Regions from separate parts of the Mus musculus genome. Here region 2 is linked to region 1. The links are chromatin loops, found by intact Hi-C in ENCODE. Cell type or tissue: left cerebral cortex. All regions are shown on one strand. Each heading gives the region's core, and the rest is flanking DNA. Links, peaks and the distances in the headings are about the cores only.

Region 1 (15,224 bases), core at 2,787-10,786:
CCTCTGACCCCCTCTTCAGGGGATGGCCAAGGAGCCATGGGATCCCTGGACCTACTTTGCTAAAGCCACCAGCGTATAAGAATGAGGGATGAGGGAAGAGGTTCCCAACACCTGTGAGTGTGTGTGCAGTGGATCTTGACAAGCAGAGACTCTCTATGAGAGAGTGTCAATGAGGTTTTAGAGCTTTACTATAGAATGCAGAGGGAAAGAGAGAAGGTAGAAAGAGAGTGACAGAGACAGAGAGAAGGCTAGAGAGAAAGAGATTAAGAGGGCAAGAGGAGAGGAGAGGAGAGGAGAGGAGAGGAGAGGAGAGGAGAGGAGAGGAGAGGAGAGGAGAGGAGAGGAGAAGAGATGAGGAGAGAGGAGAGGAGAGGAGGGGAGAGGAGAGGAGAGGAGAGGAGAGGAGAGGAGAGGAGAGGAGAGGAGAGGAGAGGAGAGAGGAGAGAAGATAAAGAGAGGGGAGAGAGAGGGTGAAAGTGAGGGGTAAGAAGTAAGAGAGACAAGTAAGAGGTAAGAGAGTGAGGTGGGGCTGAACAGCCCTTTTTATAGTCTTCACTGTTGGTAGGTAACTGGGGAGGGGTTTAGCCTGAAGGTCAGAAGCCTAGGCCATTGCCTATGTGACTACTGACCATGCTTCTCTTGTGAGCTGTGGGGGGCAGTAAATTAGGCAGGAGCCAGAGTTCTGGGAGCATAAGGGAATGCCTACTTTGTCATGAAGGTGAATTAATCACCATTTCCAGGGTTCAGACCTCAGCTCAACAGGAGACCAGCCTGTGATTCCCCACAGAGAAAACACAACCTTCTACCTCAGTGAAATTTTTAGGAATCCCGTGGTGTGAAGCAAGCAGATACATGCCTTCCGTGGTGAAAGATGAAATGTTTGCCCTGGCCCTATGCAACACCAACAAAGATTCACAACATTTATTAGGCCTGTTTGGATTCTGGAGATAGCATTTTCCTCAGTTGTATGTATCATTCCATTCCACATACAAAGTAATGCAGAAAGCTGCTAGCTTTTATGGGGCCTGGAACATAAAAATCTCTGCAAAAGGTCCAAGCTGTGGTGTAAGCTACTCTTCCACCGAAACCATATGATGCAGAAGACTTGATGGTATGTGAGGTGTCAGTGACAGATCGGGATGATTTTTTTGTTTAATTTTGTGGCATACTACAATAGGTGACTCACAGAAGAAAAACTATTGGGATTATGGAGCAAGTCTCACCCATCATGCATAGACAACTATTCTCATCTTTAAAGATACTTCTTTGACTGTTATTGTGATTTAGTGGAAAGTGAATGTTTGACCAAGGACCTCCAAATGCCCATGAAGGGTTGAGTGTTATCTAATTTATCAAGGTACAAAATAGGCAGTGGCAGCAGCAATATCCTATCACATGACAACATATTTTCACTATAAATATACATGATCATACAAAAAGAGGTCCTGAGGTCATAAACAAGTTACATGAAAACATTGCCAAAGTACCAATGGTTTATACTTCTGTTAGAATGCCCTCTGCTGTCAAGCTGGCTCCTCTAACTTTATGTGGTGTGACCTATCATTATCTGATTGAAGAAGAGAAGACTAGGGTCTGGCTTTCTGATTTTATGTACATTATACAGGCATCAGCAAGTTGTGGAGAACTGCAGCACTACAACCCCTTCCTACAATGACCTTTAAAGTCACTACTCAAAGAAAGAATTCATAGTGGCCAGGACAGCATGCAATATGCATGGTCATAAATTTTGTTTGGAGGGAGAAGTATCCAGAGGTGTGATTATTCACTGATTGATGAGTAGTAACCAGAGAATTGGCTTGCTTGTCAGAGACTTGGAAAGAGAATGACTGGAAAATTGTTGATTAAGACATAGAGATCATAAGTATGTGGATAGATCACTCCAAATCAACAAAGGATATAAAGATACTAATGTCCCATGTAAGTATGTGGATAGATATCTCTAAAATGTCAGAGGATGTAAAGATAGTTATGGTTCATGCTTAACAAAAGGAAACTTCAGCTAAGGAATAATTCGATAATTAATTGGCAATGATGATCACTTCTGTGGGAAGTCAGGTTTTTTTCTGAACCATACTTCTCATTTTGCAATGGACCAATAATCAAAGTTGCCATGCTGGCAGAAATGGGGTTTTTACATAGACATAATAAAGACTTACATGCACCAATCCTGACCTGTCTACATCTGCTAATGAATGTCAGATCTCTAAACAGCAGAAACTAACACTGAGCCTTAGGTGTTTAGGTATGGGCCTTGAATTCTTTGTCTTTCCAAAACTTTTATCATGAATGGTGTTGGATTTTGCCAATGCTTTCCTGTGTCCTAGGTCTAGATTTTATGCCAATTGAAAACCATCCTCTCAAATCTATATCATCTTTCTTAATGCTAATCAACTTAGTTTGGCTATAAGACTGCTAGTCTTCAGCCCCATCAGAAATCCAAGAAAATATGAGAAGCACAAAATATAGCTTCAAAAATTTAGCCAATTTATAGAGAATGCTGACCACCTGGACAGCCCCTTATACTTCCAAAGATTGAAGCATTGGTCTTCTCATCCTTCTGGCACAGGGTCACAGGGTCGTCTGACAAACCTTGGCAATGCAGAATTTTAAATTTTGTCTTGGCAGAGATTATCAGTCAACTATTCCACATAGCGTATCCTTTCTCTGGACAGTATTTTGTCTGTGGATGAAATGAGGCAATGCTTACCTAGTGGCTCTCTCAACACAACTGGAGCAACTCCATTGATGCTCAATTTCTTCTTAGAATTCAAAAAAGGAATGGTGTCAGGAGCAGACGTGTCTCAACAATAAGTAAATAAATAACATTGAATGTCACATTCTGTGGATTTCTGATGTTTTTGAAAACCAACTAAGTAAAGTAATCTGGACTGTTCTCTATTAACCACTCTCAGCCACTTCTTATTAAAATAATTGAAAACACCCTAACAAAAACCTCAGAGCCATGAATTTCCTATTTGTCTCCTAACTCACAAGCTTAATCATCTCAAATCAGTTTTTAACAATAGTAATAGAAAGACTGGGTCTAAGTCTTGTATTCTTAATTATGTTATATAAGCACAATACCTATGTAAGAGTAACAATATTAATCCCAATTTTATGTCAAAAACTTCATACCAATGAAAGTGTTAAATTTCTATCAAATAAATTGTGTATCAATGTAAGATATAGCTATGTAATAATTTGCTAACCTATACCTATTTGTCTATTTGTATAATTTCTATATTACTATCTCCCCCCTTCCTTCCTCACCCCCTCCTTTTTACCTAAAATGGAAAGATATGCCTATGTTTCCACAGGAAAAGCTATGGATTCGTTCCAAGTTAATAAAAGTCAGATAGAGCGAGACCACCTGAAGACCTTGGCAACAGAGAAGAAAAGGGAGACTAATCAACAAAATAGGTGATGTATATGAGATGGTGTTTATTGGGTAAAATGTTCTCATAACTTGCTATTACGTTCCACCCTTCATGAGGGCAAGTATTCAAAGTTATATTGCAGTTTGCTTATGTAATCAAACTAACCTGAAGAATGGCAATTGTCTTTCTTTATTGATCTTCACTGACCAGTCTGTGTACACTACACGCTCCATGTGAATGTCTTTACAGAACTGTATGTTGCACTTAAGTTTTGTGTTCTGCTGCAGACCAGGCTTGCCTCGAACTCAGTCATCTGCCTGTCTCTGCCTCCCAAGTGCTGGGATTAAAGGCATGCACCACCACTGCCTGGGGCCAGCTTGCACTAAAGCAAAGAACAAGTTTGTTCAGGAAAAATAGAACTTATGAGTCAGGAACTTTGGAGCTAGTGATGATGCCATGTGGTCACTTAGCTGGGTTCTCCAAGATAAAAATATAGCTCTCAGTAGGCATTCTTTTTGTTTTTGGTACTGATGATAGAGGGAGAAAATGTATTCCCAAATGAAATCCACTGTAAGTAGCTACCTACTTTGTCTTAGATGGCAAAGTCTAGGTAGGGTAGGAGGCACAGGGTCCTTCTCAGAGAATGTTGGTAGGAAGCAGGCTCTGGCCATCTTCTCACAGAGTTGTGCCAGGAGAGCAGCAAACCTATCCAGGCCAAGCTTGGCCCAGCAGTCAGAGGACACTGGCCAAACACTCCTGGTGTCTACCTTGGGAATGAACACAAACAAGTAGATGGGATTTCTACCTGCCTTTTTTGGTCTCAGGATAGCAGCAAAGATGAACTTCCTGGTTTCCATGTAGGCAGAAGTCTTTGCTCCCAGAGAATATAGGACTTTGTGTAAACTTCTCCATTTCTCCAGAATACACTTCTTTCCTTGCCCAGATAGACTATTTCTTATACACTTCACATGAAAATCTCTATTTAATGTGTCCTGAAAGAGAAAGAAATAGATGAGACATGATCCAATATGACAGGCTCTTAATGAGTTATGGAAGAGAATTCGTGATTTGTCCTGAATGTATCCACACTGACTTTTAGAAGACAGTATGTTAGAATACCAAGAGCTCTCATGCCAGTGACTGCAAAACCCCAAGTAAGCAGGGATGAAAGATGAAGGGTGGAGAAGTTACTAGATGCAGCAGATCAGGAGAGCATGGGCATTGTTTCAAAGGCAGTGTCCTCCTGGAAGAAACAAACCCTGGGGATATTAATCAGGCAGCATCTACATATTTTGAGATGTGTGGATAAGTTAATGAGGATGCCCACTGAAAGACAACAACACTAGTATACCTGGACAGTTTAAGGTCATTTATTCCCATATGTTTTAGAGTTCAGTGAGAGAGAAAGCTTGAATAGAGAAAGAAGGGCTGGTTGACAGTAAGTGCCATGGCATCTAGAATGGAACTTGACACTGACTGAGTAGAAGAGCATCCTTAATATTGCCGTCATGCTGTTTGTAAAAGACAGGGGCATATCACAGGAATTCTGGGACTGGTAATACCATGTAACCAACTGCACAGCTCATGCCCATGTCATTAATAGCTCCCATTAAGTCGACTGATGGCCCCTGTAAATCTGAAGTTAAACAAACTCTTCCTCCTATTAGTAGATTCTTGTCTGCATTTGATCATAACTATGAGAAAAATTAACAGCATAATAGATGTGGGCAAGAATGTGAGAGGAAACAATTTTATAAAACACTGTGGATTTTTGCCGAGTCTTGATTGGTCCATTGCAAGTGACACCACAAAGAGTCTTTGTGAGGTATGTTAGATACCAGCCAATAGCAGGACACTTGGTTTGCCCTTGTGCTTCAGAGTGGCAGGTGGTTGGTGGAAGAACAGATGGACTCAGTTGTTTCCCATAGATTTAGCCTTTTCCCCAACCTGTTGGATCTGGACATAGTAAGTTTGTTCCTTAGGTTTTCCGTTTGGACCTTTTGGCATTTGGCATGTACTTATTATTGTATTTATATTACTGGTTTAGATTTTAGTTTTTGCCTGTATGTTCATTTTCATGAAATCATTTCAACTGAGTTTCCTTTTTTCAAAGTTATTTAACTGTCCTGTTTGGCATTTGATCTTGATTATTTTACACCTTTGGTGCATGTATTAACTGTACATGATGAAGAAGTGATCATGAATTCACAGCTTTGCCTACACTTCATTTTGATCATATTTATCTATTCTGTTTAATTTCTCCACCCATTAAATTTGGCAAGTACATCCCATTATAAAAGGTCCAATGCCTCTGCCCATTCATGACCTGTAGGAAACAAAGTATTATACGTGGATTTGTGGAACTTAGATGTTTGAAGTCATGCTTCTCTAGTTCTTCCCATGCCTCTTCCTCCAGAGTACTGGGATTACACATGCCTACTGCCCTGCCCAGCTTCAAATAGTGTATATCATCAATCAATTCTAATAATTCAGTGGAGACTTGAAGCAGTTGTGAGCAGTTTTCATTTTGGCAGAGACAGGAATAGAACTTAAGGCTATTCCATCCATGGTTTCTTAGAACCAAGGAGACTCAGATCTAACCCACAGAATAGAAGTCTCTGATCGATCACAAGTGAATGGCAACCTGAAGGTAGGCATTCTGTCTAGAATACTTCTGTGGACAGAAGCCAGTAGACAAGGGGTTGTGTGCCCTCGCTGACACATTCTTGGAAATATGGCACAGCGCTTGATTCTCTAACCCTGGCTGCTCTCACAGGATCCCTCCCTTGCACTTCAGGAACAAGTCACATAACTTCAACCTGACAACTCAGGAGAGCCTAGATGTGCAACCCAATCTGACTGACAGAGTTCTTTCCGCTTGAGCCAACTGGTCACAGAGGAGGTCTCAAGGTGGTTCACTGACACAGTTGGAGCCTGTCTCATAGTGTCGAAGGCACAGCTTTCACTTCGTGGTCACCAGTGGTAGAGGCAGTGCACGAAGCCATTAATTCCAGATTAAAGCTTCCTGGTCTACTGATTCGACACCCAGATACAGTCTGGTCAGCTGCTGGCTTCCATGACTAGTCTGGCTTTTATAGGACCCACAGTGATTTCTTTGCTTGTCAGAACAATCATTAGAGATTCCTTTGCTCTAAGTTTTCTTCTGTATCTGTACCCTATTTTAATTGAACTATTTGGATTGTTGATTTCCACTTTCTTGATTTCCTCATATTTTGGATTCCACCATTCTGTCACATATGAGCTTGCTGAAAATATTGCCTCATACTGTGGGCTGCCATTTTGTCCTTTTGACTTTGTGCTTCACCTTACAGAAGCTTTTCAATTTATTAGGTTCCATGTATTACTTGTTGATATTAGCACCCGAGCTATTAGTGTTCAGAAAGTTGTCTCCTGGATCAATAAGTTCAAAACAATTTACCATTTTCTACTCTATCAGGCTCTCAGTGTACCTGGTTCTATGTTGGGGTCTTTGATCCACATGGGCTTCAGTGTTGTGCAGGGTGACAGATATGGATCTGTTTGCATTCTTCTACAGGTAGCCATCCAGTTATACCAGTACCATTCATTGAAGATGCTTTCTTTTTCAATTTTATATTTCTAGCTTCTTTATCAAAAACCAGGTGTGCATATGTGTATGCTTTACTTCAAAGTCTTCTATTTGATTTTATTTATCAACCTATTTTTATACCAATACACTGTAGATTTTGCTCTGCACCATATGTTGAAATCAAAGGCAGTGATACCTACAGAAGTTCTTTTACTATACAGAGTATTTGCAGTAAAGCCTTTCCACCTATTAAATCACAGCCATGAGAAGAATTAGCATGGTTTTCAGGAAATAAGTTACAAGAAAACAATCAAACAAACAAACCAGAGAGAGAGAGAGAGAGAGAGAGAGAGAGAGACAGACAGACAGACAGACAGACAGACACAGAGAGACAGAGAGAGAAAGAGAGAGTACTATTTTTGCTGAGCCTTGAAGGGTCCATTGGTTGCCTATTTCATGTGACATAACAAGTAGTCATTGTGATATATGCTAGATGCCAGTCCATAATGGACCCTGCTGAGAACTTGGTTTTGTCCTCATGCTGCATGAAAGCAGTTTCTTAGAGGGTGAACAGTTTGCTTCAAATGATACTCATAAACTTAAATTTTCATGAACTTAAATTTTGTTTTCTTTTCTTTTGTTTTTTAAGAACAGGAAAGGTATGTCTATATAGACTAAGGAACTTGATCATGACGTCCCATTCCTGCCTGCAGTTCACTGTGGTCATAGCCACAATCTCTATTCTCATTTCCAACCCACTTCATGGAACCAATATTTACCAGCATATTAAAAATTATCCTTACTCTATAGTATGAGATGTGATAGGTAAAAATGATTGTTGTGCTTGTGGAATTAGCATGTTAGTAGAAAAAACGCTAGAGTTCTATGTTTGTCCCTGGAAATGGCATTTGTTTCCTTTTCACGGCTGACAGTCCTCTGTAAATGTGTGTATGCTGTGCTCTTTTTCAATTTATGTACATAGAATGGCCCTTGTGTACCTGATGAAAGCATCTTGAAGAATGGTCCTTTTAAATGTTATTGGACATAAGGTACTCTAATATAAGGAATTTCTTATCTTGCTAGTGAAAGAAATTCTCAGATCATTTGATTTTTTTCAAGGTATCTTTACTTGGTTAGTGAGTAAGGTTAACTCTTTTTATTTTTGAAAAGTTTTAAAGTGTCCTTTCCCTCAGTTTTATGGACTGATGGAATGCCTGTGGATCATTGCTGTTAGATTTTTAGATTTCTTGATTCATCCATGAATTTCCTGGCCACAACACAAGACTTTGTTGATCCACTGGTTATTACACATTGCATTGCCAGGTTCTAGTATTTGAAACTTTAAGTTTTCCATTGATTATTGTATTTCCACTTGTTTTGTAAGTTTATTTATATTGTGGGTGAACATGGTAAAGAAGAGACATTAGTGGAACTGTGGTGACAAGAGATATCCTCATTCCAGGCAAAATGCCTTTAGTTGTAATGCCCTCTCAGTGACAGCCTGGAGCACACAGTTTTATTCCCATTAGACAAAAGGGGGTCTTTACAGACTTCAAGATTTCTGAGGGATGAGGAAATTTTGTGCCACCAGGAAGCAGACTTGGTTCACATGAGACCTATGCTACATGACAGAGGATGAGATCTGGGATAGAGACTACTTGCAGGGATTATTTTCCCTCTGGAGGGGACACAGAAAAGATTCTGCCTTGACTTCTAGGCAACACAGGTAGGGTGGACATGGGTAAGAGCCCTCTGTGCTAAGAGTGTGCATTCTGGTTACTATTCTCTCTCTTTCTCTCTCTCTCTCTCTCTCTCTCTCTCTCAATGTGTGTGTGTGTGTGTGTGTGTGTGTGTGTGTGCACGCGCACACACATAAAAAGCACATAAACATGAAATCTTAAGGGAATAGGGGCATAGCTGGCTTATGATTGGAGTAATAAGGTCCCATGAAGGTGGGATAAAGTCGTGACAGTTAGCTGGAATCTTGAGGGCAAAGGCACACACCTAAAATCATCACATCCTCAAACTCAAGGAGAAGCAGAAGCACCAAATAAAGCTTTGGCTTGTTCATCTCAAGGACAGCCCCAGTGATGGACTTCTGCTACCAAGGCTCGACCATATAAGTGTTCCCGAAACTGTGCTGACAACTGATATGAATGTGTCCAACTGGCCATAATTGTAGGAGATATTTCTCATTCAAAGTCCCATGGCCTTTTTTTAAAGTATCTTGACTATTTTGAGCAATTCATTTCTAGTATGGGGATTTGTGGAACACTTGGAGGTAGAGCTTAGCTAGAGGAATTGTGTCTCTACAAGATGGAGTACTTCTAATTCAGCAACAAAAATATATCTACTGAGAACTATAAGCAAACGCATGCTCATACCACCATGGCTTCTGTGTGTCTTGAAAGCCTGTGCACAAACAAACTCTTCTTCCCTTGAGGGGCTTCTGCTTTGAGATTTGGTCACAGCTATTAGAAAAATCACCAGGACACTGGTTGTGGTACAGAAATTGAGGAAAAATAACTCTGTCAAGCAATGATTCATTGGTTGCTTGTGATGACATCACAGGGAGACATTTTGAAGAATGATAGCAAATAGTTCATATTATGCATTGCCTGTCTTTTCCTCCTCCTAAATGTTTTAGTAGTTCTTGGTTGCCTACAAAGCACATAGACTTAAAATTGGCCATGACTGAATATTGAATTCAGCCCCAGTTCATATATCAGGACATGAAAAGAAAGTAGTCAGACTTTGTTTCCCTTGGAATATAACAGAAATGATCCAATAATATCTAAATTTCCCACCTTGAATTATACAGGATTCTACTGTCATCATTATAAAGTAGTGCAGCCCTGCCATAGGAGACTTCTGTCCATATCATTGTGTTCTTCTCCATTCATTGGTCCAAACCAATCACCTATAATACAGGTAGTCAAAAGAATGTCACCATTTCTCATTACCAGCTCTTCTATATTGTAATTTTCTCATTGGTGTGAACATAAATATATGGCTAATCCAAACCAAAGGAAAGAATTCTTTATGTTGGCTCATGGTTTGAGGGATTCCATTATATTGTAATGAAAAGCATGATGTCAAGGTCATGAGATGATTGGTTGTCAAAGTAAGGCTTTGATTGTTATGAAGAAACACCACAACCAAGCAAATTATAAAAGAAAACATTTAACTGTTGGTTTGCTTATAGTTTTGAAAGGTAGGTATGTGACAGTCATGGTGGAAAGCATAGTGGGATACAGACAGACATGCCATTAAAACAGGACTGAGAACTTCTATCTGATCCTCAAGTTGGAGACATAAGAGAGAGGCTGAACCTGGCTTGGGCTCTTGAACTCTCAACACCCACCATCAGTGCAACATCTTCTAAATAGGGCCATAACTACCAACCCTTCCCAAAATATATCTGTTAAGTAGGGACAAAGCATTCAGATACAAGAGCTCATTGGATCACTCTCACTCAAGCCACCACACTGGACACAGTGTATCTGCAATGAAGAAGTAGAGAAGAAAGTAACTGTTACATATCTGTCTTTTTTTAATTCCCATTTTATTCGGACTAGGTCCTCATTTCTTATGATTATGCCACACACTTCATGGTGGGTCTTTTATAGTTAATTATTTTGGGAAATGTACTCACAGAGATACCTAGATGTATTTCTCTCAGACCATTTTGAATTCAGAGACTTTGACAGTGAATGTCAACACCCAATGGCATGGATAAATAAAGTGGTAAAAGACATTAGTTTAGTTGCTACCTATATTGCATTCTTCTTCTTTGATTTCTTCTCCTGGTTGGCACATCCCCAGAATTCTAAAGTTTACCAGACTCTTCAAAGCTCTGTCTTAGCTAATGTGAAATTTATTCATTTGTAGTGATACATATAAAATACAAGATAAGCATAAAAATAAACGTTTTTCACACAACGCTTCATTTAGTCTAGGCTGGAGGAAAACTCACTATATAGATGTGGCACTGAATTTTTGGTCTCCATTTCCAGCATCCCAAGGTGCAGTCATGAAAACAAGGCCCCTTTCTATCTCCTTAAAAAACATTAAATTGTCTTATTTAATTTATGTGAATGTTTTCCCTGCATGGATGTATATGCACCAAAGGCATGCATGTTGTTGGCTTATGAATGATCTTGAGGCACTGCCTTACTCAGGGTTTCTATTCCTCCATAAAACAACATGACCAAGAAGCAAGTTGAAAAGGAAAGGGTTTATTCAACTTACACTTCCATATGATGTTCATCACCAAAACAAGTCAGGAGTGGAACGCATACATGGTAGGAACTTAAAGGCAGAAGTGGATGCAGAAGCCAAGGAGGAGTGCTGCTTACTAGCTTGCTTCCCCTGGCTAGCTCAGCTTGCTTTGTTATATAACCCAAGACTACCAGCCCAGGGATGGCACCACCCATAATGGGCTGGGACTTCTCACCCTTGATAATTAATCGAGGAAATGCCTTACATCTGGATCTCATGGAGGTATTTCCTCAGCTAAGATAACGCCTGCTTGTGTCAAGTTGACACACAAACCCAGCCAGTACAGGCCCTACATAGATTCTGGCATTTGAATCAGGGTTCTCTGCAAGAGCAACAAGTGAGCCACTCTAGCACAAGAACCATTTTTGAACATTTTTAAAGTTTTTCAAATTTGAAATGCCCCTCCTCCCACAGTGTCTTATACACTGTAGATTCTCAATAGCTGTCTTTTCAAATCATTTCACTCCTCACAAGAAATTTTGGTAAATGCTGAATGCTCAAAAGGACATGAATATGTATGATTTAAAACTCCTCAACAGACTTCCAGGTAAGATGGAAGGTTAGAAGCCATGTCTGTAACTGAAAAGTATACCCGAGACTTATAGAACAAAAAGAAAAATTCACACACACAGAGGACTATTCAGGAAGCAATGATTAAACTCAGGAATAGACTCAATGAAATAGAAACAAAAGAAAAAGGAAAAACAATACAATGAGTTGATGAAATGAAGAGTTGGTTCCTTGAGAAAAATTAGAAAGACTGATAACCCCTTACCCTCATTACCTAAAAGGTAGGAGATTATCCAAAACAACAAAATTAGGAATGGAAGAGGGGACAGAACAAACTCCATGGAAATCCAGAAAATCAAAAAGACAAACGTTAAAAACCTGTAGCCCACCAAATTGAAAGACAAAAGGAAATTGGTAATTTTCTCAATAAAGACCACATACAGAACTTAAATCAAGATCAGAGAGACAATATAAATAGACCTACAACACCATGCAAAATAGAAACAGTCATTAAAAGTCTCCTAACAACAACTAAAAGGCCGAGGATCAAAAGTGTTAGCACACAATTCTAGCAGAGGCTAAAAGAATTAATGCCAATAACCCTCAAATTATTCCACAAAATAGACACAGAACGCTGCCCAACTCATTTTACAAGACCACAGTTACCTTGACACCCATATCACATAAAACCCATCAAAGAAAATCACAAACCAATTTCCCTTTGAATATAGGTATAAAAATTCTCAGTAAAATGCTTGCAAACCAAATCTAACAACATCAACAAGACCATCAAAGATAATCAACAAGTAGGCTTCATCCTAAACATAGAGGGAAAGTTCCGCATGTATGGATCAATAAATGTAATCTACCATATAAACATAATAAAAGACAAAGAAATATGATCACCTCATTATATGCTGAAAAGCCTTTGAAAAAATCCAACACCCCTTCATGATAAAATTCCTGGAGAGATTAAAGTGATGCAGGGATCTACCTGAACAAAGAAAGGAAATTTGCAGCAAGCCCATAGCCAACATCAAGTTAAATGAAGAGAACCTCAAAGGAATTCCACTAAGATCAGAAACAAGACAAGGTTGCCCACTATCTTCTTATATAATAGAGCATGAAGACAACTGATGGAGATCAAAATGGAAACAAGGAAGTCAAAGTATCTTTATTTGCACATGATATCATTGCATACATAAGTTACCCTAAAAGTACCACTGGGAAACTCCTATAACTGATAACACTTGGAGTAAAGTTGCTGTATAGAAATTAACTCACAAAAATCAGTAGCCTTCCTCTACAAAATTAAATACATACTGAAAAACTAAATCAGGGAAATAATAAAATTCACAATATCCTCAAAAAATATCTTGGGGGGCAACTCTAGCCAAGCAAGTGAAAGGATTGTATGATAAAAATTTCAGGATATTTGAAGAAAGAAATTAAAGAAGATATCAAAAGATGGAAAGAACTTCCATGCTTGTGGCTTGGTAGGATTAACATAGTAGACAGGGACATCCAAACTAAAGAAATCCCCATAAAATAGCAATGCAATTCTCAACAAATCTTGAAAGGACAATTTTCAACATTGTACTGGCTGGTTTAATGTGTCAACTTGACACAGGCTGGGGTTATCACAGAGAAAGGAGCTTCAGCTGGGGAAGTGCTTCCATGAGATCCAGCTGTAGGGTATTATCTCAATTAGTGATCAAGGGGGAAAGGCCAATTGTAGGTGGGACCATTTATGGGCTGGTAGTCTTGGGTTCTATAAGAGAGCAGGCTGAGCAAGCCAGGAGAAGGAAGCCAGTAATGAACATTGCTCCATGATCTCTGCATCGGCTCCTGCTTTCTGACCTGCCTGAGTTCCAGTCCTGACTTCCTTGGTGATGAACAGCTGTGTGGAAATATAAGCAGAATAAGCCCTTTCCTCCAAACTTGCTTCTTGGTCATTCTTGGTCATGATGTTTTGTCCATGAATAGAAACCTGGACTAAGACAAAATTCATATAAACACACACACACACACACACACACACACACACACACCAGTATAGTCAAAACAATCCTAAATGATAAAAAAGCTTTAGGTCATAAAATCATTATCCATGATATCAAGTTGTAATATAATATAAACTATAATAATAAAAACAGCATTGTATGGCACAAACACAGATGTACATGTTGATCAATGGGATCTAATTGAAGATACAAACATAAGTCCACAAACCTATGGACATCTGGTGTTTTATATAAAAATCAGAAATACATTATAAAACCCCAGCATCTACAAAAAAATGGTGCTAGTCAAAGAAAGTCTACATGTAAAATGATGCAAATAGATATGTACTTATCTCTCTGTACAAAACTCACAGCAAATAGCTCAAAGACCTCAAAATGAAACTTGACACCATGAGCCTGATAGAAGAGAAAATGGAGAATAAGCTATAACCTACTGGCACAGAAAAAAAAATTCTGAACAGAAACCCATTAGCACAAGCATTAAAATCAAAATTATAAAATGAAATCCATAAAACTCAACAGCTAAAGCATGGTGAAGGACATCATCATTAGGACACAGAGACAGCATATAGAATAGGAAAAGAATTTTAACAAACTCCATATCAAACAAACAGATAATATTCACAATATATAAAAAACTCAAAAAAATAAAAAAAAAAACCAAATGAACCAATATAAAAAACCTTGGCTTCACTATATTCCCAAGAGGATCTTTCTTTACAAGGTTATACGTTACACACATTCTTCTTTGAGGTGACATTCCACCTGTTTGTTATTAGATCAAGCAAGGCCGACTCTCCACTGGACACAGGCCAGGTTGTAGAGGTACCAGGACACCAAAGAGAAAGGGAGCAGTCTTCAGAAAACCTTGGGGAATTGGACTCAGAATACCAGGAATTCCAAGTCCAAACAGCCCCTAGGCACCTGGCAGCAACACACAGAGACAATTGTGAACAGGCACACCCTCAGACAACAGACACACATACACACATTTGCATGCATGCACGCACACACGCACACACAAACACGTGCACACATGCGGGCACACACTAGCACACACACACACACACACACACACACACACATGCTCAAAAATATCCTAAGGAAAGATAAAGTCATGACCATGGGTGGGGTTAGGGGCAGAGGAAGACACGAAGAAAGAGACAAACACAGATGTGGAAAGAAGGGGGGAAGGGATTTAGGGACAGAGGGTGGAGGGTGGTAGGGAGAGAGTGACAGAGTGCAGAAGGAAGGGAAGAATCAATAGAGAGAGAGAGGGAAGTAGGGAGGTAGAAAGTGGATGGGGGGGAGTGAATATGGGAGGGTAGAAGGATGGGGATGGAGACAGAGAGTGGAAGAGATGGTGAAATAAAGGCAAGGAGGGAAATGGGAGGGGGAGCAAAAGAGGAATGGAGGGAGACAGAGAGACAGAGACAGACAGAC
Region 2 (17,519 bases), core at 5,800-13,799, 780 kb before region 1:
TATCAACAAGTTTCATGGGTAGTTGTGGTGGCCATGCCATTAATTCCAGTATTTGGGAGGCAGAGGCAGGCAGATCTTTATGAGTTGGAGGCCAGCCTGGTATACATAGTGAGTTCCATGACAGCAGAAGGAAATAGTGAGACCCTGTCTCAAAACACAACAATGAAAAAAAATATCATGCACTTTCATAAGAAGTTATAACTTAAAGACTTCCCAAAGCACAGAACTAATTAGTTTGTGTAGCATCAACATAGTTATGTTTCAAAGGAACAACTTCATATCCTAAATTGCCAATGTCCATGGTTTAAAAACTAAAAACTCATTTGTCTACAGACTCCGCTTGTTTTTAAGATGAATTAAACAATGATACATGCACCATGGGCCAACTCTGACAGTTGCTATGAATAGGCAGGAGGGGAAGGGAAAAAAATCACAGAATTCCACATTCTCAAAGGCAAGTCTCATTCAAGAATAACCCACATGAATTTCACCCTTCTCCACTGAAAACCAAAGCATTAATTTAAGTGCTTGCTTTAAAGCTAGCATTTGCTTTGTATGAAGCATTTATCTGATGTTCGACAGAGAAAGGAATTTTTAAAAAATGATGAAAAGAGAAAACACAGAAAAATAAAGTTTCAGGGTCGGGATCAATGTATTCCATCACTCTGCCTTTACTATCTTCTGTGACAAGTCCCAAAGCAAGAGGATAAGCATAAATAATAAATCAGGGAGAGTATTTTTTTAATGTAGCTTCTGACTTCCGAAACTCTCTATGGAAATGTATCAATGGAAAGGAAAATTAAAAAATTAGGATGGCTTAGACTCTCAGGTTCTATGATGGTTAATTGGAGGCTTGTGCATGTGCATTTTAAAATGAAATGGATAGGGACATTAATAACAACATTTTCTATAAAAATAGCTTTTGCAAGTTAACAGAATAAAGGTAGGCAATAGACTTTAGCTTACCAGAGGCTTAAGGATGGGGTATTCATTTGTTTGCCTTTAAAAGAGTCGGGAGCCATCTTGATCCTGGACCCCTCAGAGACTAGTCTGCACAGGTGAGAGTGTGGACTGCAGAAGCTAACAGCTTCTGGGACAGGCAGAAGCCACATAGCTTCTGGGGAAGACCCAGTTTCTTGTTCCAGACATCCAGGTACCTTTCCTGCCTGGGAGGGCTTTGCAAGAGCACCTGGGGGAGACATCCTGGTTCCTGGACCACTCAGAGACTAGTCTGTGTAGGTGAGAGTGCCGACTACAGAAGCTACACAGCTTCTGGGACAGGCAGAAGCAGCACAGCTTCTGGGACAGGCCCTGTTTCAGGCCTTCATCTTCTGCCAGGAGGCAGGTCCAAACACCAGATATCTGTGCACCTTCCCTGCAAGAGGAGAGCTTGCCTGTAGAGAGTACTTTGACCACTGAAACTCAGGAGAGATCTAGTCTCCCAGGTCTGCTGATAGAGGCTAAGAGAATCACAGGAGGAACAACCTCTAACCAGACACAACTATAACAACTAACTCCAGAGATGGCTAAAGGAAAACTTAAGAATCTTACAAACAGAAACCAAGACCACTCACCATCATCAGAACCCAGCACTCCCACCTCAGCGAGTCCTGAATACACCAACACACCTGAAAAGCTAGACTCAGATTTAAAAGCATATCTTATGATGATGGTAGAGGACATCAAGAAGGACTTTAATAACTCACTTAAAGAAATACAGGAGAACACTGCTAAAGAGGTACAAGTCCTTAAAGAAAAACAGGAAAACACAACCAAACATGTAGAAATCCTTAAAGAAAAACAGGAAAACACAACCAAACAGATGATGGAATTGAACAAACCCATACAAGACCTAAAAAGAGAAGTAGACACAATAAAGAAAACACAAAGTGAGGCAACGCTGGAGATAGAAACCCTAGGAAAGAAATCTGGAACCATAGATGCGAGCATCAGCAACAGAATACAAGAGATGAAAGAGAGAATCTCAGGTGCAGAAAATTCCATAGAGAACATGGGCACAACAATCAAAGAAAATGCAAAAAGATCCTAAGTCAAAACATCCAGGAAATCCAGGACACACTGAGAAGACCAAACCTATGGATAATAGGAGTAGATGAGACTGAAGAATTTCAACTTAAAGGACCAGCAAATATCTTCAACAAAATTTTAGAAGAAAACTTCCCAAACCTAAAGAAAGAGATGCCCATGAACATACAAGAGCCTACAGAACTCCAAATACACTGGACCAGAAAAGAAATTCCTCCCGACATATAATTATCAGAACAACAAATGTACTAAATAAAGACAGAATATTAAAAGAAGTAACGGAAAAAGGTCAAGTAACATATGAAAGCAGGCCTATTAGAATTACGCCAGACTTTTCACCAGAGACTATGAAAGCCAGAAGATCCTTGACAGATGTTATACAGACACTAAGAGAACACAAATGCCAGCCCAGGCTACTATACCCAGCCAAACTTTCAATTGCCATAGATGGAGAAACAAAAGTATTCCATGACAAAACCAAATTCACACATTATCTTTCCATGAATCCAGCCTTTCAAAGGATAATAATGGGAAAAAAAACAATACAAGGACAGAACCTACGCCCTAGAAAAACAAGAAAATAATCCTTCAACAAACCTAAAAGAAGACAGCCACAAGGAAAGAATGCCAACTCTAATGACGAAAATATTAGGAAGCAACAATTACTTTTCCTTAATATCTCTTAATATCAATGGACTCAATTCCCCAATAAAAAGACATAAACTAACAGCCTGGCTACAGAAATAGGACCCAACATTTTGCTGCACACAGGAAACCCATCTCAAGAAAAAAGACAGACACTACCTCAGAGGGAAAGGATGGGAAACAAATGGACCAAGCAAATGGTCTGAAGAAACAAGCTGGAGTAGCCATTCTAATATCAAATAAAATCGACTTCCAACCCAAAGTTATCAAAAAAGACAAGGAGGGACACTCCATACCCATCACAGGTAAAATCTTCCAAGAGGAACTCTCAATTCTGAATATCTATGCTCCAAATGCAAGGGCAGCCACATTCATTAAAGAAACTTTAGTAAAGCTCAAAGCACACATTACACCTCACACTATAATAGTGGGAGATTTCACACACCACTTTCATCAATGGAAAAAGAAACTAAACAGGGACACAGTGAAACTAACAGAAGTTATGAAAAAAATGGATTTAACAGATATCTACAGAATATTTTATTCTAAAACAAAAGGATATACCTTCTTCTCAGCACCTCATGGTACCTTCTCCAAAGTTGACCATATAATTTTGGTCACAAAACAGGCCTCAACAGATACAAAAATATTGAAATTGTCCCATGCACCCTATCAGATCACCATGGATTAAGGCTGATCTTCAATAACAACATAAATAATAGAAAGCCAACATTCACGTGGAAACTGAACAAAACTCTACTCATTGATACCTTGGTCAAGGAAGGAATAAAGAAAGAAATTAAAGACTTTTTAGAGTTTAATAAAATGAAGACGCAACATACCCAAACTTATGAGACACAATGGAAGCATTTCTAAGAGGAAAACTCATAGCTCTGAGTGCCTCCAAAAAGAAACTAGAGAGAGCACACATTAGCAGCTTGACAACACACCTAAAAGCTCTAGAACAAAAGGAAGCAAATTCACCCAAGAGGAGTACACAGCAGGAAACAAACTCAGGGGCAAAATCAACCAAGTGGAAACAAGAACTATTCAAAGAATCAATGAAAGAGGAGCTGGTTCTTTGAGAAAATCAACAATATAGATAAACCCTTAGCCAGACTCACTAGAGGGCATGCGGACAGCATCCTAATCAATAAAATCAGAAATGAAAAGGGAGACATAACAACAGATCCTGAAGAAATCCAAAACACCATTAGATCCTTCTACAAAAGGCTATACTCAACAAAACTGGAGAACCTGGATGAAATGGACAAATTTCTAGACAGATACCACATACCAAAGTTAAATCAGGATCAGATTAATGATCTAAACAGTCCTAAATACCCTAAAGAAATAGAAGCAGTCATTAATAGTCTCCCAACCAAAAAAAGTCTAAGACCAGATGGATTTAGTACAGAGTTCTATCAGATCTTCAAAGATCTAATTCCTGTTCTTCACAAACTATTGCACAAAATAGAAGGAGAAGGTAATCTACCCAATTCATTATATGAAACCACAATTACTCTTATACCTAAACCACACAAAGACCCAACAAAGATAGAGAACTTCAGACCAATTTCCCTTATGAATACCGATGCAAAAATACTCAATAAAATTGTCGCTAACCGAATCCAAGAACACATCAAAACAATCATCCATCCTGACCAAGTAGGTTTCATTCCAGGGATGCAGGGATAGTTTAATATACATAAATCCATCAATGTAATTCACTATATAAGCAAGCTCAAAGACAAAAACCACATGATCATCTCATTAGATGCGGAGAAAGCTTTTGACAAAATCCAACACCCATTCATGATAAAAGTCTTGGAAAGATCAGGAATTCGAGGCCCATACCTAAATATGATAAAAGCAATCTACAGCAAATCAGTAGCCAAAATCAAAGTAAATGGTGAAAAGCTGGAAGCAATCCCACTAAAATCAGGGACTAGACAAGGTTGCCCACTTTCTCCATACCTATTCAACATAGTACTTGAAGTCCTAGCCAGAGCAATTTGAAAACAAAAGGAGATCAAAGGGATACAAATTGGAAAGAAAGAAGTCAAAATATCACTTTTTGCAGACAATATAATAGTATATATAAGTGACCCTAAAAATTCCATCAGAGAAACCTTAACCTGATAAACAGCTTCAGCAAAGTACTGGATATAAAATTAACTCAATCAAATCAATGGCCTTTCTCTACACAAAGGATAAACAGGCTGAGAAAGAAATTAGGGAAACAACCCCCTTCACAATAGTCACAAATAATACAAAATTCCTTGGTGTGACTCTAACTAAGGAAGTGAAAGATCTGTATGATAATAACTTCAAGTCTCTTAAGAAAGAAATCAAAGATCTCAGAATATGGAAAGATCTCCCATGCTCGTGGATTGGCAGGATTAATATGGTATAAATAGCTATCTTGCCAAAAGCAATCTATAGATTCAATGCAATCTGCATCAAAATGCCAACTCAATTCTTCAACGAATTAGAAAGGGTAATTTGAAAATTCATCTGGAATAACAAAAAACCTAGGATAGCAAACTCTTCTCAATGATAAAAGAACCTCTGGTGGAATCACCATGCCTGACCTAAAGTTGTATTACAGAGCAATTGTGATAAAACAAACAAACAAACAAACAAACAAACAAAACTGCATGGTACTGGTATAGCAACAAACAAGTAGACCAATGGAATAGAATTGAAGACCCAGAAATGAACCCACACACCTATGGTCACTTAATCTTTGACAAGGGAGCTAAAACCACCCAGTGAAAAAAAGACAGGATTTTCAACCAATGGTGCTGGCACAACTGGTGGTTATCATGTACAAGAGTGCGAATTGATCCATTCCTATGTCCTTGTACTAAGGTGAAATCTAAGTGGATCAAGGAACTCCACATAAACCCAGAGACAGTGAAACTTATAGAGGAGAAAGTGGGGAAAAGCCTTGAAGAGATGGGCACAGGGGAAAAATTCCTGAATAGAACAGCAATGGCTTGTGCTGTAAGATCGAGAATTGACAAATTGGACCTCATAAAACTGCAAAGCTTCTGCAACGCAAAAGACACTGTCAATAAGACAAAAAGGCCACCAACAGATTGGGAAAGGATCTTTACCTATCCTAAATCAGATAGGGGACTAATATCCAATATATATAAAGAACTCAAGAAGGTGGACTCCAGAAAATCAAATAACCCCATTAAAAAATGGGGCTCAGAGTTAAACAAAGAATTCTTACCTGAAGAATATCAAATGGCTGAGAAGCACCTGAAAAAATGTTCAGAACCCTTAATCATCAGGGAAATGCAAATCAAAACAACCCTGAGTTTCCACCTCATACCAGTCAGAATGGCTAAGATTAAAAATTCAGGTGACAGCAGTTGCTGGCAAGGATGTGGAGAAAGAGGAACACTCCTCCATTGTTGGTGGGATTGCAAGCTTGTACAACCACTCTGGAAATCAGTCTGGCAGTTCCTCAGAAAATTAGACATAGTACTACCAGAGGATCCCACAATATCTCTCCTGGGCATACAGAAGATGTTCCAACCGGTAAGAAGGACACATGTTCCACTGTGTTCATAGCAGCCTTATTTATAATAGGCAGAAGCTGGAAAGAACCCAGATGCCCCTCAACAGAGGAATGGATACAGAAAATGTGGTACATTTACACAATGGAGTACTACTCAGCAATTTAAAAGAATGAATTTATGAAATTCCTAGGCAAATGGATGGACCTGGAGGGCATCATCCTGAGTGAGGTAACCCAATCACAAAAGAACACACGTGATATGTACTCACTGATAAGTGGATATTAGCCCAGAAACTTAGAATGCCCAAGATACAAGATACAATTTGCAAAACACATGAAACTCAAGAAGAACGAAGACCAAAATGTGGACCCTTTGCCCCTTCTTAGAATTGGGAACAAAACACCCATGAAAGGAGTTACAGAGACAAAGTTTGAAGTTGAGAGGTAAGGATGGACCATCTATAGACTGCCATAACCTGCGATCCATCCCATAATTAACCTCCAAACGCTGACACCATTGCATACACCAGCAAGATTTTGCTGAAAGGACCCTGATATAGCTGTCTCTTGTGAGGCTATGCCAGTGCCTGGCAAACACCGAAGTGGATGCTCACAGTCAGCTATTGGATTGAACACAGGGCCCCAATGGAGGAGCTAGAGAAAGTTCCCAAGAAGCTAATGGGGTCTGCAACCCTATAGGTGGAACAACAATATGAACTAACCAGTATCCCCCAGAGCTTGTGTCTCTAGCTGCAGAAGATGGCCTAGTCGGCCATTATAGGGAAGAGAGGCCCCTTGGTCTTGCAAACTTAGTATGCCTCAGTACCAGGGAATGCCAGGGCCAAGAAGTGGGAGTTGGTGGGTAGGTGAGTGGGGGGTAGGGTCTGGGGGACTTTTGGGATAGCAGTTGAAATGTAAATGAAGAAAATACCTAATTAAAAAAGTAAACAAGAAAAAAAAGAGTCAACAGAGTCATCTCAACCACTGAGAAGGTAATTTCCATTCTAAGTAACATCTTCACTGCCTCTGTTTTACATTGTCTCCATCAGTAAGGTTGGAGTGGCTGCTCTTCTGTCTTCAAGTTGCAAGCACTCAAGTATTCAAGACAATGACAACAATACGGTTGAACACAGATCAATCCTTTTTACAGCACTTATAAAAACCTTAAGAGGAAAAGCAACCTTATTGACTGAACAAGTCCTACATCCCTGTTCTGATGCTAAGGATGAAAAGTATAACATTTACAACATTGTTAGAATGCTAACATTACTGACCTTCTATTACTAAGGAGATGAGCACTGGTCAAGCAATGTACAATAAAAGGAATGAGCATTCGGATCAGAGTTTTCCTCACTAAAACCATTTCTCTCTATAATACTGCACTGTATTGCCTTTGGAAATAAATGCAATGATGCATTTAGAAAAACTACAATTGATGATCTGGGTATATCAGAGATGACTCAGCAGTTAAGAGCACCGACTGCTCTTCCAGAACACGGTTCAAGTCTAAACACCCAAATGGTGGCTAACAAATATAATTGCAGCTCCAGGAAACCAAATGACTTCCCCTGTCTTCTACAGATATTTCACAAATGCTGTAAGATACCCACACACCAAGATTTAAAATAAACAAATATCTTAAAAATGAAAAAAATAATTATTTTTACATATAAAATCCATGTTCTTTAATATACTATGATCTATAGAGATAACACTTTTATATTAAAGGCCTCTCCCATGGAGGGGCCATGTTTTCTTGTTTTGTTTTGTTTTGAGCTAAACTTGAAACAAACTTGATTACATAATAACTAGGTCCATAGATACGGGTTAGGTCCATACTGAGATCTCCAAGGGTGTATAGTACTTAATTATTTCACTCAGGGACTGTGTGTAAAGACAACACTCACAAGGCTATATACTTTCCACCTTTGACAAGCATACACCTTGACATGCTTCCTGTTTACATGCATCCTGCTTATGTGACATTAAGCACATGCTGTGCAGTTTAGGCAATCAAGCTTGTTCACAGAAGGGAAAACACAGGCTTGTTATCTTACATCAACAACAGCATGCAGTATTCCAGGAAGTTATCCATCCTTGGGCAAGTGGAGATTACAGGTCAGAGGCATTTTTGTTTTATATATCTCTTAAGCACAATAATTAAAATTTAAAACATAACTTTAGCCACCACAGGACAAAATCCTCCAGGTCATTTAACATGGCTACTAGAGTTCCAACTATCACATACACATTCCAGGAATGAAGAAATGAAAGATCCAAAGGACCTTAGTGACTGTAGACCTTTCTTCAACAGCATTCACTTCATTGAATTAATAACATAACCCCACTTTAATTAATTAAAAAGAATTACATCACTTCCTCCTTTCCTTCCTCTCCTCCCTCCCATGTATCTTCCTTTGGATTCTCCAGGCTCCCACTTAGCCCCTCTCAAACTTAGCTTCTTTTCCTTTGAACACTATTGTTATATGAGCACATAAGTACATAAACATACCCTGCTCAGTCTGTTTATTGCTACTGATGTACATATGATTTCAGAGCTCACAACTTGGTATTGAGTAACCAACTAAGTAAGGGTCTCACCCCTGGGAAAGACTAATTTTCTTCTCTTGACAGTCATTAATTGCTTATGGTTCTTTGTCTAGGGTCAGGGCTCACTGAGATTTCCACCTTCGTGTTAACATGTTTGTTGATATTATCATTGTTAAAGTCCTGTTTAGGCAGCCCTGTTTTTGTTATATTGTGTGTGTAGCTTCCTTGTCATTCCTAGAAGACAGTCATGCTTTTTCAGGGCAGCAATGTGCTCTGCCTACAAACTATACTGACATGCCCTCCTTGAAACTAAATATTGTGAATTGAATGAAGCCATGTTTATTTTTATGATAATATCATAAGTATACTCACAACGAATAACTTCTAAGCAATAGAGGAGATAAGCTGAAATAATTCAATGTACCATGCTTCTAAAATACACATTTAATTTCCATCTCATTTTTCTCCACATTTTCCTACTAGAAGGGATAATTAGTGGTAAGATAATTTCATAGGTGAAATTCCACACAATGGACACAAAATGTAACTTTGAGTTGATTTCTATTAATGGATGTCTGCCCCAGCCTTCAGTTTTGAACAAGCATGCAGGGAACAGCTAGCCATATGCTTGAGTGCAACTTGGGGCCAGGAACATTCTGTGCTTCTGCATACAGTAACACTAGCTCCTAGAGGGCTAAGTCATGTTGCCCTTGTTGAAAGGAACCCATCATCCAAGTCATCCTCTTCACAAACCTACGTAGAGTCCTATATCAAGTTACTAAAACCCTCAGTAAACAAACACAGCAATGTTAGCAAAGTCTTTCAAATGTACCTGTTTCAGAATTACATTCTGACCTATCGTAGGAATCCCTAAAACAGCAGCAACTACAGGATATTCAATAATGATCAAAAGGTTTTTGAAATGAGGCCTTCATTTTAACATGCTGAACTTTGCTTCAGTCCAAAAAGGCGTGTCTGGAATTAGGGCCCTCTCCCTCAAAGCCACATTGCTGCTAAGCAAAATAAGAAAAAATGAAGTTATTTAGCATGATCACCTTCTAACCATGTTCCTTGGTGGTTATCATAGACCATGCCTTGGGTGGCTATTGTAAGTTCCCAGGCCAAAAGGAAAAGGGATTCACAAGTACAGTATAAATCAACTAGAAACCATTTTGCTTGGCTTTCATACCATTGTTATGAAATACAAGTACTAGAGACTAATAAAGAATAATCTGCCAAAGCTGACCGCTTCCTGTGCCTTTACCACATATTCACAGCAGACTTTGGGTTGGAAGAAGTGTGGCATGTGATAGAAACCATTTATCAAATTCTCTACCTTTAAAAGAAAATTCTATACCTTGGATCTAGGTCTCTGTCACTCTATGAGGTAAATTATCTATTGGCCCATGAAAAGTATCAGCCTCAAAAATTTCTATAGAAGGTGCACTAGCTGGTTTTGTGTCAACTTGACACAAGCTAGAATCATGCAAGAAAGAGCAGCAGTTGAGGAAATGCCTCCATGACATAGAGCTATAAGGCATCTTCTCAATTAAGGATACATGAGTGGAGGGAAGCCTATTGTGGGTAGTAACCCTTGGGCTGGTGGTCCTGGTTTCTATAAGAAGATAGACTAAGCAGTCCATGAGGAACATACAAGGAAGTAGTACTCGACCATGGCCTCTCCATCAGCTATTGCCTCTAGGTCCCTGCCACATTTGAGTTCCTGACCTGACTTCATTCAGTGATGAACAGCAATGTGGAAATGTAAGCTGAATAAATCCTTTCCTCCCCAACTTGCTTTTTAGTCATGGTATTTTGTCCCAGCAATAAAAACCCTAAGTAAGACAGAAGGCTAATTGTCAAGTTTTAAGAGATAATTTGAGTTGCCTACTTGGGAAGTTCCAAAGACTATCCAGTGAGTATATCTATTGTCAAGGAGACTTTTGTCTAACTTACCTGGAGTTTAGTGCATTTCAAAGAAAAAAGGAAGAAGGAAGAAGGAAGAGGGAAGAGGGAGGAAGGGAGATGAGGAGGAAGTGGAGGAGGAAGAAGAGGACAAGGAGGAAGAAGAAGAAGAAGAAGAAGAAGAAGGAGGAGGAGGAGGAGGAGGAGGAGGAGGAGGAGGAGGAGGAGGGAGAGAGAGAGAGAGAGAGAGAGAGAGAGAGAGAGAGAGAGAGAGAGAGAGAGAAACAGGTTAAGCATATGGGGTTGTTTCTTAGTTGGTAAAATACTTATCCACTATGCACAATATTACACTTTTATCCTCACACCACAGTGGTGGTGTAAGCCTGTAATTTCAGCACTCAGGAAGCAGAAACAGCAGGATCAGAAGTTTTGGGTCATTCTCATCTTCACAGTAAGTTAGCTAGCTAGGCATCATCTGGGTACACACTGTATTTTAGCAACTTAGCATTAATTACCTCAATACATCTCAGTATATTATTTTACCTGGGAAAACAGGAGTTCAAAGATCAAATGATACTTTTATTTCCTGGAATAGTATCACTATGAATAAAAATTTCATTTAATGCATTAATTAGCTCCTCAAACAATACTAGGTAATATTAAACAGTAGATGTTTAATAAATAATTGTTGATGGACCAGTTCCAAAGTTGATTAACTTTTATCTATGCTAGAATAGTTCTCCAGATTTTTGAGATGATAAGATCGAAGAAGAGAGGGAGGGGGCTGGAGAGATGGATCAGTGGTTAAGAGCACTGACTTCTCTTTTAAAGGTCATGAATTCAAATCCCAGCAACTACATGGTGGCTCACAGCCATCTGTAATGAGATCTGACTCCTTCTTCTGGAGTTTCTGAAGACAGCTACAGTGTTCCTACATATAAAAAATAAATAAATCTTAAAGGAGAAGAAGGAAGAGGGGGGAGGGGGAGGGGAAAGGGAAGGGGAGGGGGAAGGGGAAGAGAACAAAGAGGAAGATGAGAGGGAGGGAAGGAGGGTTTGTGAAGGGAGAGGAAAGAAGAGGGGAAAAATGGTACTATCTCCACTATCTCCATAATAGGCAAAAGAACATTTGCCTATTATGGAGTTAGGCAAAAATAATAGGCAAAATAGGCAAAAAAAAAAAAAAATGGACAATTGTTTTTCTGCCCTGGCCCATCTCGTTAACATAGCTGAAATGAAAATTCAGTTACTGAACACCAAAAGTATTTAGTCCAGATCTTGTTAAGGGAGTTTTATAACTTAATCAGCCTACTTCAAAATGCTGAATGATGAAAGCATCAAGGCAGAGTTGGATGACCACCATACAAGCAGCTAATGGTGACGATGTTCAATCTCTCATCTGTACATGGCTGTAATGTGCTATATAATAACACAATAAGTATTGAAAATGTAACTATAAATACAATAAGATGTCTACTTCAAGTTTGTAAGTTTGTTATATAATAAAGTAACTGAAAACAAATATAATATGCATTGTAACATAGAAGAATCTAAAATATAGAATATCTTATAATCTTAAAATTGAAGAAAAAATTAAAAGAATTTTGCACATATGATCTTGGTCAGAAGGCTGGAAAGCAATTAAATAAATTTGTTATTCAAAATACATAACTTTTCTGCCGTACAGAAAAAAATTATATAGTTTTCAGGAAAATGTAAACAGTTGGAGATAGTTTTATTAAGTGACTTAAATCAGTATCAGAAAAAATTGCATGTGTTTCTCATTTACGGGCCCTATGTTTTATATAAATATATAAAATCATATATGTACAGATGATGTAACCACGGAAGCAAATATGTGTGGGGGGGAACAGAGGGAAGATCAAAAGGGGAAATGATTAAGGGGGAGAAAAGAGAGGATTGGTAGTGAGGAGGGAGAATATACGCAAAGTACATGACATGTGAGCATTTGTAACATAGTATAATGAAATTTTAAGTTAAATAATAATAATGCGTTGGGAGAGAAAGAACACCAAGCTTTTTCTCTGAACTTGACACAAAGCCAAAGAATGAAAAAAGTTCCTTTGAAAGCCTGCATCAAGAACTCATTTTAATTCATTTAATCTTGAATGTTTATTAAGTTTTTCATTATATTGTAGAAGGGTCTGTGCGTGAATGTGTGTTTTTGTGTGTGTGTGTGTGTGTGTGTGTGTGTGTGTGTATGTGTGTGAATGTAGATACTAAGATAGCCAGAAGTGCAGAGTCTCCACAAACTAGAGATTCAAAGGATTGGGAAGCATCTGACATGGATATTGAGGGTCAAACTCAGGTTCTCTGCAAGAGCAGCAATGTGCTATTCACCACTGAGTCATCTCTTCTGCCCCTGCCTTTGAATCCTTGGAAGCTTTCGCTAAAGAAAGTTCTATTGTGTTTAAAATCCAGAAAATTCTTATTTAAAAAACTCTTGGTGGAAGATTCACTTAGAACACCAGAGGAGTACACAGTAAGCTGAACAGAGCTTCTGGTTTCTCTGTCCACTTGTAGCAGATCCTCTGCCACAGGGCTCCACAGGCAAATAGCTCTGAGAAGGAGCAAGCCTCCAGGAGTGTGAAAAGGCCTGTGAGTGCAGGTAGGACTACCACTGCTGCTCAGAGTAACCCACCTGGAACCCTCAGGACACAGGAACTGAGGGGCTGCCTGAAACAGGATTCTTCCAGTCTCCTTCTGTGCCCAGAGCTGATCATGTACCACCGAGCTACATACAAAATACGACCAGGAGAGAGCTGGTCTCCCAGGAGTGCCTACAAACCTGCAAGCATAGATAAGACCACCACTTCTCTTCAAATTCCTGGCCCAAGAGGGACCCTCACAGAGCCATCAGGACACAGGAACCAAGGATTATCTGGGGAAAGGATCCTTCTGGTCTCTGTCTGCACCCCAGAGCAGATGCTATACCACATCTCTCCATCCCAAATCCTCCTGAAGAGAAGTGGTCTCTCAGGAGTACTTCTCCCATCACAGTGAACCCTGGTTACCCTAGTACACCAGAAAATCAAGACCCTGATTTAAAATCACATCTCATGATGATGATTGAGGAATTTAAGAAGGACCTAAATAAATCCCTTAAAGAACTACAACTTAACACAGGTAAACAAGTGGAAGACCTTAAAGAGTAAACACACACACACACACACACACACACACACACACACAAAATCCCTTAAAGAATTACAGGAAAACACAACCAAACAGATGAAGGAATTGAACAAAACCACCCAGGATGTAAAAATGGAAATAGAAACAATAAAGAAACCACAAAGGTAGACAACACTGGAGATAGAAAACCTACGAAAGAGATCAGGAGTCATAGATACACATTACAAACAGAATACAAGAGATAGAAGAGAAAATCTCAGGTGCAGAAGATTCCATAGAGAACATTGGCACAACAATCAAAGAAAATGCAAAATGCAAAAAGCTCCTAACCCAAAACATCCAAGAAATCCAGAACACAACGAGAAGACCAAACCTAAGGATCATAGGTATAGAAGTGAGTGAAGATTTCCAACTTAAAGGGCCAGTAAATATCTTCAACAAAATTTTAGAAGAAAACTTCGCTAACCTAAAGAAAGAGATGCCCATGAACATACAAGAAGCCTATAGAACTCCAAAAAGACTGGATGAGAAAAGAAATCCTTCCTGTCACATAATAATCAAAACACCAAATGCACAAAACAAAGAAGGAATATTAAAAGCAGTAGCAGCAAAAGGTCAAGTAACATATAATGGTAGACCTATCAGAATTACACCAGACTTCTCACCAGAGACTATGAAAGCTAGAAGATCATGGGCAGATCTCATAAAGAGGTTAAAAGAACACAAATGTCAACCCAGAATATTATACTCAGCACACTCTCAATTACCATAAATGGAGAAACCAAGATAGTCCATGACAAAACCAAATTTACACAATATCCTTCCACAAATCCAGTCCTACAAAGGATAATAAATGGAAAATGCCAACACAAGGAGGGAAACTACACCCCAAAAAAAGCAAGAAAGTAATGTTCTCTCAACAAACCCAAAAGAAGATAACCACACAAACATAAAAATAACATCAATAACAGGGAGCCAGACTAACCAGAGGGCACAGAGACCATACCCAAACTAACAAAATCAGAAATGAAAAGAGAGATATAACAACAGAAACCAAGGGCCTCTCCTCTCATTGATGGCCGACTAGGCCATCCTCTGCTACATATGCAACTAGAAACATTATGTCTGGGGGTACTAGTTAGTTCATAGGCCCGTGGTCTTGGGAAGATTATATGCCCTAGTAAAGGGGAATGCCAGGGCCAGGAAGCAGAAGTGGGTGGGTTGGGGAGCAGAGTAGGGGGAGGATATAAGGGACTTTCAGAGAGGAAACTAGGAAAGGGGATAGCATTTGAAATGTAAGTGAAGAAAATATCTAATTAAAAAAGTAAAAAACAAAAAATAAGAAAAAAGAAAAGAATATTGCAATGCTGAAAAAAAAAGAAACTGAGGAAATCCAAAATATCATCAGATCCTACTACAAAAGCCTGTTGCCAACAAAACTGGACAATCTGGATGAAATGGACAATTTTCTAGACAGATGCCAGGTAACAAAGTTAAATCAGGATCAGATAAACAATCTAACAGTCCCTTATCCCCTAAAGAAATAGAAACAGTCATATAAAGTTTGCGTGTCCAACTTTATATGCCCCAGTACAGGGGAACGCCAGGGCCAAAAAGGGGGAGTGGGTGGGTAGAGGAGTGGGGGTGGGTGGGTATGGGGGACTTTTGGTATAGCATTGGAAATGTAAATGAGCTAAATACCTAATAAAAAATGGAAAAAAAAAAGAAATAGAAACAGTCATTACTAGTCTCCCAACCAAAACAAGAAACAAAAAAACAAAAAACAAAACTTTGATTTTACAGGGAAAAAAAGAGGCAAACTCTCTTAGTAGTGGTTAAATTATCATAAATTAGACTGTAAAATATTTATTACTCAGTGAATAATAAAGAGCATATGATGGCTTCTTTCACATGTCAATTTCACCACCTAAGTTATAAAGATGTTATATTGTGGGTGAGTCTGTGACTGTGTTTCCAGAGATTAGGATTTTAGAATTTGAATCAGATGACTTCATAAAAAGATCCAGCCAGTGTGAGTGGGTCCAGCATTCTGAATGGCTGAATGCAACAAAAGAGAGAAGGGACTGAGTCTACTCTCTTCCTGAGATGGGACATTTGGTCATCTTCTCCTGGCCCTGCCATTATTGCTCCGGTTATCAGACCCTCAAGCTTGACCTAGAATTAACTTCCATCAGTTCCAGAGTTCTTTGGTCCTCAAAAACCCAGACTGTGGAATTTTAACTGAATTTTACCATCACTGGTTCTCCAGCTTATTGACAGAAAGTGATGAGACTTCTCAGGTTGTTTATGTACTTTTGGTTCTGTTCTATAAAGAGAAGAAAAGGGAAATAGTCGGAGCTATAGGAAACAGTTACAAAATATAATAAGGGGTAGTATTCAGAATATATAAATAGCACACAGAACTCAATAAGAAAATCACAACTATCTCATTGGAAAATAGATAGACTTTTAAAGTCACCTCACATAGGAAGATAAGCAAAAGATTAGTAAACATATGAAAATGTGCTTACTTCCATTTATTATCTAAAAATGAAACTGAACTACAGTGAGCCAGAGCTTGGTGATACATGTAGTCCTAGCATTCCAGAGGCAAAGGCAGAAGGGCAGCTGTAAGCTCCACACTACCCTGATCTACATAGTGATTTCCAGCCATCTGGGGCTACATAAAGAGACACTGTGTTATGTGATAGTTACCTGCTGACTTGATTTGGATCTGGAATCACTTAAAGACAAGCTAAACAGCACATCTACAGAGGGTTGTGGTCTGAGTTCATTAAGGTGGAAAGACTCACAGTAAAAATGGGCAGTGGCAATCTCTGGGTTTGAGTCCATAAATATATATAAAAGAGAACGTAAACTGATTCATGACTGAAGATGCAGTGTGGCCAGGTCCCTCTAACTCATGCCCCTGTGACCTCTGTGTTATCATGGCCTACAACATGCACCTGTGAGCCACAGTACACCCTTCCTTATATTGCATTTGTCCAGCTATTTTTATCACAGTAACAGGAAAAAATAAAAAAATTGTTTCAAAAATTAAAAAAACAAACAAAAACTCAAATAAATATAAGTACAATGAAATGACATACATGTAGTAACAAAGTCAAACTTTAATAAAATTAACATATAAAATTTAGTAAATATGTAAATGTCAAGGTATGTGTAACATACGAAGCATTCATAGCATGTACTGCTAATTGTTTCCTGCTTCAGAGATGGTGGGACCCGGGATAAAGAAACAGATAAATTAGGCAGGCTGATGTCCCGTGAACCAGCCAATCTTATTAAGCATCAGACAGTTTGTACTCTGATGATTAAGAGGAGTCATTGAGCAAAGTGTACCATCTCAGGGACAAGTTGCACGTGGCAGCCAAGCCACACGTGGCAAAAACATGCTTTCCGATAGAGGTATGTATCCTGGGAGCTTAACTATGGCTCAGGAGAAAGGCTATTGGGTTTCATCCTCTTTATCTCCCTTGGTCCATATCTAATTATCAGCCCACAGCCTGTTCACTTTTCTTTAAAATTTCACCTTAGTTAAGCAGTATTAGAAGTCATGTTTTCTGCAGAAGGAGTCTCAACTCTGTTAGCAGCTGGTTTCCCATGGGGTTCTCTCATTTGTTCATCTAGTGAGACAAAGCACTGGCCCTTCCTTCTAGAA

Evidence for each region. A loop is a pair of places that touch in the nucleus more often than their neighbours do. Peaks named below come from ENCODE experiments on the same cell type or tissue, not always from the same donor. Only the 100,000 strongest peaks of a DNase experiment are listed, where the experiment ranks them.
Region 2: it touches region 1 in a loop (4-fold over the local background); 14 of 42 quality-filtered maps call a loop at or near these places.

Annotation. Positions count from the first base shown.
Region 1 is chr10:58,206,160-58,221,383 of GRCm38, forward strand. No RefSeq gene overlaps it. Among named protein-coding and RNA genes, the nearest start is that of Duxf3, 19 kb to the right of the region's middle. In left cerebral cortex, for the core only: no CTCF peak of the experiment used is centred there; DNase peaks (open chromatin) are centred at 3,775, 6,360 and 10,314.
Region 2 is chr10:57,424,762-57,442,280 of GRCm38, forward strand. No RefSeq gene overlaps it. Among named protein-coding and RNA genes, the nearest start is that of 4930467K11Rik, 53 kb to the right of the region's middle. In left cerebral cortex, for the core only: no CTCF peak of the experiment used is centred there; a DNase peak (open chromatin) is centred at 13,253.